2 separate regions of the Homo sapiens genome follow, and region 2 is linked to region 1. A link is an interaction called in ENCODE POLR2A ChIA-PET data of the cell type or tissue named here. Cell type or tissue: GM12878. All regions are shown on one strand. Links, peaks and the distances in the headings refer to the core of each region. The heading gives the core; the rest is flanking DNA. Region 1 has its middle 75 kb from the start of GADD45A. Region 2 overlaps GNG12 (G protein subunit gamma 12).

Region 1 (2,813 bases), core at 308-2,807:
AGTGCATGTCTGTCTCTATCTTCAAATTCCCCCCTTTTATAAGAATGCAGTCATATTGCATTAGGCCCACCCTAACAAACATATCTTATGATATGCAAAGACCGCTTTTCCATGTTAGGTCGTACTCACGGGTACCAGGTTTAGGACTTTCATATCTTTTTGGGGGACACAATTCAACCCAAACAGCCACGTGGTATTGCACAAAGTGCTTAGTCTTTTAGCCCCAAGGACCTGTCTAAAACAGGATGAAGGTTATCCCTGGTGCAAGGACTGGCATAAAGTCAGTGCCTAACACACATCAGTGGTACTACTGTGCGTACAGACGACCGTCTATAGAAGCCAAGCCCTGGCATAACTTCTAATTCAGGAACGTAGACAGAGGGACCGCTGACAGGTCCCCAGTTTACTGCTTTTCCCCACCCCCAACCCCAGTGCCTAAAGTCTTAGGGGCTTGGTAAATATTTTCTGTAGTTTATGACTCTGTAACTTGACCTAATTTTTACTTGAAGCCACTATACTCCCAGGGTAACAGAAACTGAAATGTCATCAATTTGAGGTTTCTGTCACCTCTTTCCTGGGATTGTGGCTAAATCTCAGTGAGTCATGTCATGCCAGGACTCGGGGCAGAGGCACGGGAGCTGGTTCTTAGTTCACTGGTCCACCTAGGCTTCTGATGAGACTCCCAGTATCCCGCTGGTCCTAAGGCAGCAGTGCCCACAGGCATTGTTCCTGTCCCAACAGCCCCTGAGGTCTGGCAGGGCCGTCTATCATCTCTATGCCTCACAAGGGCAGAGGATCCTTCTGCTCCCTCCATGCCAGGCTGGAGCAAGGGACTCCTCTGGGTCTGCAGCCACTCCCTCATGGGGTCTTCCTGCTTTCCCCCAGGGTTCTTCCCAGGAAAGAGGTAGAGCACTCCTGCCCCGGGGTTCCCAAAGCTTTCTGGGGGACCTGCAGTGCCTGGGGACTCCCCGTGTTAGACTGGCCCAAGCTACCCTCATTAACTTCGCCCTCTACCTCCTCAAACCCAGCTAGATGGGGGTAATCTTTTGTCTCTCTTTACGGTTTTTCCCCAGACATTTTGGAGATACCCTAATCCTCTTTGTTCCATTGAGCAAAGTTTTAGAAAGCAAAACAGAAAGACGGAGGGGGCGGGCACTATTTGTGCCTTCTTTCCTGACACCCCCTCCACTGAAGTGTGGACTCAGACCAGCATATTGCATTACGAGGAAAACACCAGGGGAAATAAGTTAACATTTAAAAAATATTACCTCAGCTTGTTTTGGTGCATAAATAAATAAATAAATGATAGTGGCCCAAGGCACTTGGGGACGGATCCTGAGCCAGCTTCATGAAAATCCTCGCTTCTGAGGTCCCACCTTCCAGTGGGAGGGCCCAGAGCCCCCACACCTTTTCCACCCAGAAGTCAGAGCTCAGGCTGTGGTTTCTATGGTGTCCAAGTGGCCACCTGCCCCAAGTGGAATCACTAATTTCTTCTGCTGGGCTCCCAAGCGTGGCTGCAGTGCTAATGAGCATCTACCCATGCTGCCTGGTATTATTACAGTTAATATTCTACAGAATATTCTACCAGCTCTTCCCCCAACCTATGCAGCTAAGGGAAAGCCCTGTCACTTACTACCTGGGTGATTTTTCTTTCCTCTCATTTTCCTCATAGGTAAAATGAGGATAAGGACCCCCACCTGCTGGGTTGCTGCAAGGGTTAGGTAACACAGCCTCAATAAAGCCCCAAGCCATGGCCCAACAGGTGGTGGGTGTTGTGAATAGAATAGCTGGGGCTGGGGCCTGCTTGGGTAGACTCTCCTTGGCCTCACTTGCACAGGCCAGGGGGTGGGCCATCATGCTAACGAGGCTGCTGCAGCAGAAGGGCCTCAGCCTGTGGACTTCACCCAACAGAAGGGCGATCACTAAAACCCACTCATGCCTTAAACCAGCCCAGGTTAAGGTCACAGTGACCCATTCAATAACTAAGCTCTCATGGAACGTCAGCTATGAGCCAGGTGTTTTCATGCATCTGACATAGGGCTACATGGGGTGCTGGGGGAGGCAGATACGGACAGAGGAACAGGATAATAATGTAAAGAGCTAAAAACAACTGGGCTCAATGTGTTATGGGATCGCAGAAGAACACTGCTTGTTTACTTGTGGTCATTCATTTAATCATACCACCTTCATATCCACCTGTTTTTCCAGAAAGGAAGTAAGGAGGCCTGGGAGAAATAAGGAATTCTACCCTATCAGTCATCTGGGAGTCTGGCCCTAAAGGCTGTCACTAAGCATATCAGGAGGACAGAGATTGTCCAGGCTCAGGGGACAGCAGGGACAAGAGCATGGATGTGTGGACACACCAGCCTGAGATGCTGCTTTTCCCAGGCAGGAAGCGAGTGCTGGTCGCCAGATGTCCCCGGGTCTTACTCCCTCACCGCACCTCTTTCAGTTTCCTGTTCAGATGTCCCTTTCTCAGCAAGGCCTTCCGCAATCACCAGTGGTACGCCAGGGCTGGCTAGTCCCAGTTCACAAGAGCTGATGGTTAAATTTCCAGGAAATTTGCCAGCTGGTTAGTAAACACAGACATTAGCGAAAACTAAATTATGTGAATTTATAACTAAATAAATTGTATTAGCAGCCCAGATTTTTCAAATACTCGAAACTCATCACCGTCTAATTATTTTACATTTTACTATTACCTATACTTGAGGTTATTTAAATCTATTGCATCCATATGGTAGGTATACTACACAATACTGTGCTAATGTGCACTCCCAATTTCCCGTTTAATGATGTTGAATTCATAGTTT
Region 2 (2,813 bases), core at 81-2,580, 220 kb before region 1:
ATTGCCTCTGCTAGGAGAAAAGGGAACTTCTTTCTGATGCTATCAAGCCTGCAAAAGTCTAGGTGTACATGGAAGGAATGCCTTTTTTTAACACACACAAAGGCACAATATGGCTACCAGCAGCTCTGCTTCTCAAAGCCCCTGTAGCCACAGTAGTCCTCTAGATGCCATCAGCTGGCAGAGTCTGTCACTTAACCATTTGGTTTATCATGTCAGGCTTTATTGGGAAACATATAAACTTCATGAATGTCAGTGGAATGAAGGAATAAAACCATGTTTTCTGTGGTATGTCAGCAAGGTACATGTAAAAAAGTAATACTGATTATATATGCTAGGAAACAAACATTCAGTGGTACACATTGCCTATGATGAGTTTCTTTCTCTTCAATTCATTATTTCTGAGGGGTAGGTAAAGACCAGCACTTTGGGTGCTGTTGACATTGTTTATTGCTACTTAAACACCAGCATGCTCAGTATTGCCTAATACTTGCCAGGGTCACCAGCACCCGTTGTGTAGTTGGCCTGGTGCAGGGAATGGAGTAGTAGTAACTCCTGGGAACGTGGAGAGGGATTCATGTTATTTATTGACCAGCCGTAGGCCTTTTTCCTTGGGGACAGGATGCAAGTAACAGTGGTTGCAGGAGCCTTTGGAACTTACCTATGAGTAGCTGCTGCTTCTGGAAAAAGGCTTCTAGTTTAGGTTAAAAGGTGCGGAGTCTTGTTATCAAAGGTACCACAAACTCAGAGAGTTTGTCTGTGTTCCCCTTAGTACCAACTGGTACTACTTTCTTGCTTTTTTAAGTTGATCCTTTAGAAAGCCTGTAGCCAGAATCAACTTCCTTCTCCTGGCTCCTCTTCTGGGAGGCATTTGCACAGCCTGTAGGATCAGCCATGTTTAGTGAATCTAACTGCTAAGGCAGTGGTCCTGAGGATCAAGGTGCTGGTTCATACTTCGGACCTAGGCCATCTGCTGTTTTCTGGAGACAATACACCTTGTGAAAAAAACTAAAAGATGCAGAAACGTGAATGCCTTTCACATTTAACCTGGTTAAATGCAGCTATCTTCAGACATACTCAGATTCCCAAAGCAGAAAGAGCAGAAGATGACAATTCCTAAGAATTTCTTACAGAATTTCTTTAAATAGCAAATTCACCTGTTGTGTTTATAGTATGATTTGATTACACAAAATTCCAGGAGTCTCAAGTTTTCAAGGAATATCTCTGTCAAATTCAGCAGAATATTCCAGCACATGCCTTGCCCTCTTTTTTAACATAAATATTTGATGAGCAGCATGCTTTATCCAAGAGCAAATCAATGCTCCTGGCAGGCTGCCTAGAAGGTAATCCTAGTGTTCCTATCTTTGCCTCCCATTCACCTACAGTTCTCTGACTTCCTATGGCTGTAATAAATATCCGGGGGCTCAGAGCCACCCACATCCAGCAGGTAATATAACACAGGGCAGAAATTACCCTCTCCACACTCACTGTGCTTACCTCCTGAATTCTGGACTGAGATTTCTCTGACTGACTTTCACATGAGAACCTACCTGCCTAAACCCAGGTTTCTTCGACTCCTCCTCCTGAGCTGTTGAACTCCACCTTAGCTTTATCTCTTCCATGCCAATCTTGTCCTGTTCTTCACACTTCTGGGAAAATTGCTTATACAACTTCAATATTTTTGAAAATATATAATATATGATCCTCAAGAAACATTATAACCATATACAAAGGTAAACATTTTTGACAATTTCTTACAAGAATTCCCTACAAGATTTCTTTTCTTTTCTTGCTTCCTTTTTTTTTTTTTTTTTTTGAGACAGGATCTCAGTCTGTCATCCTGGCTGGAGTGCAGTGGCACAATCATGGCTCACTGCAGCATCGACTTCCCTGGCTCAGGTGATCCTCCCACCTCAGCCTCCTGAATAGCTTGGACTATAGGTGCCTGCCACCACACCTGGCAAACTTTTGTGTTTTTTGTAGAAATGGGGTTTTACCATGTTGCCCAGGCTGGTCTCGAACTCCTAGACTCAAGCAATCTGCCAGCCTCAGCCTCCCAAAGTGCTAGGATTACAGGCCTGATCCACCGTGCCCAGCCCCAGGATTTCTTTAAATAGCAAATTCACAAAAATCAAAAGTTTTCAAATTCAAAAACCTTGCTCCCATCTTATCCCCATCCATGCCTTTCCCATATTCTCTGCAAGTAGCAACTTGTAAACACAAGCAAATAAGAATATATGGTATTTTAATTCTCCCCCCTTCTCTCATTAAAGGTGGTGTATATACTCTTCTTTACCTTACCTTTTAAAATTAGTGGTATGTTTTAGACATCTGTCTCTGCAAGTATCTCTTTCTCACACACACACAGAATAACAAGTTTTCCATCATGTGGATGTACCATGGTTTATTTGACCAATCTCTACTGCTGGACCTTTGGGCTGTTTCCCAGTCTTTTGCTATTACAAACAGTGCTGTGATGAATAAAGATGTAATAAATCATTTTGCTTTGTGAAGGTGTACTTAAGGATTGATTCCCAGAAGTGGGACTGCTGAATCACAGTGCTCTGTAGTACCCCTCCGGAAAGATTGAACCATTTTGCCCTCCCATCAGGAATGTATTGGATGTCCCGGTTCCGTACAGCCAATGGCCATAAAAGTGTCAGCTCTTCTTATTTTTGCTAAGCTGGTTTCTGCACAACGGTAATTTAGAGCCATTGAAATATTTTTGATTATGAGTGAGATGGCGGTTTGGGGCGGTTCTTACATCTTTTCTAGAATGTTGATCCTCCTGTGGGCATTTGTTGACCTTTCCTCTT

Evidence for each region. ChIA-PET counts read pairs that join two places held together with the same protein. Peaks named below come from ENCODE experiments on the same cell type or tissue, not always from the same donor. Only the 100,000 strongest peaks of a DNase experiment are listed, where the experiment ranks them.
Region 2: POLR2A ChIA-PET joins it to region 1 with 7 read pairs; 3 of 35 experiments call an interaction of 5 or more read pairs at or near these places.

Annotation. Positions count from the first base shown.
Region 1 is chr1:67,608,419-67,611,231 of GRCh38, reverse strand. No RefSeq gene overlaps it. Among named protein-coding and RNA genes, the nearest start is that of GADD45A, 75 kb to the left of the region's middle. In GM12878, for the core only: no CTCF peak of the experiment used is centred there; DNase peaks (open chromatin) are centred at 1,082, 1,491 and 1,931.
Region 2 is chr1:67,823,510-67,826,322 of GRCh38, reverse strand. The region is part of intron 1 of GNG12 (G protein subunit gamma 12); the gene reads left to right. Among named protein-coding and RNA genes, the nearest start is that of GNG12-AS1, 7.4 kb to the left of the region's middle. In GM12878, for the core only: no CTCF peak of the experiment used is centred there; no DNase peak of the experiment used is centred there.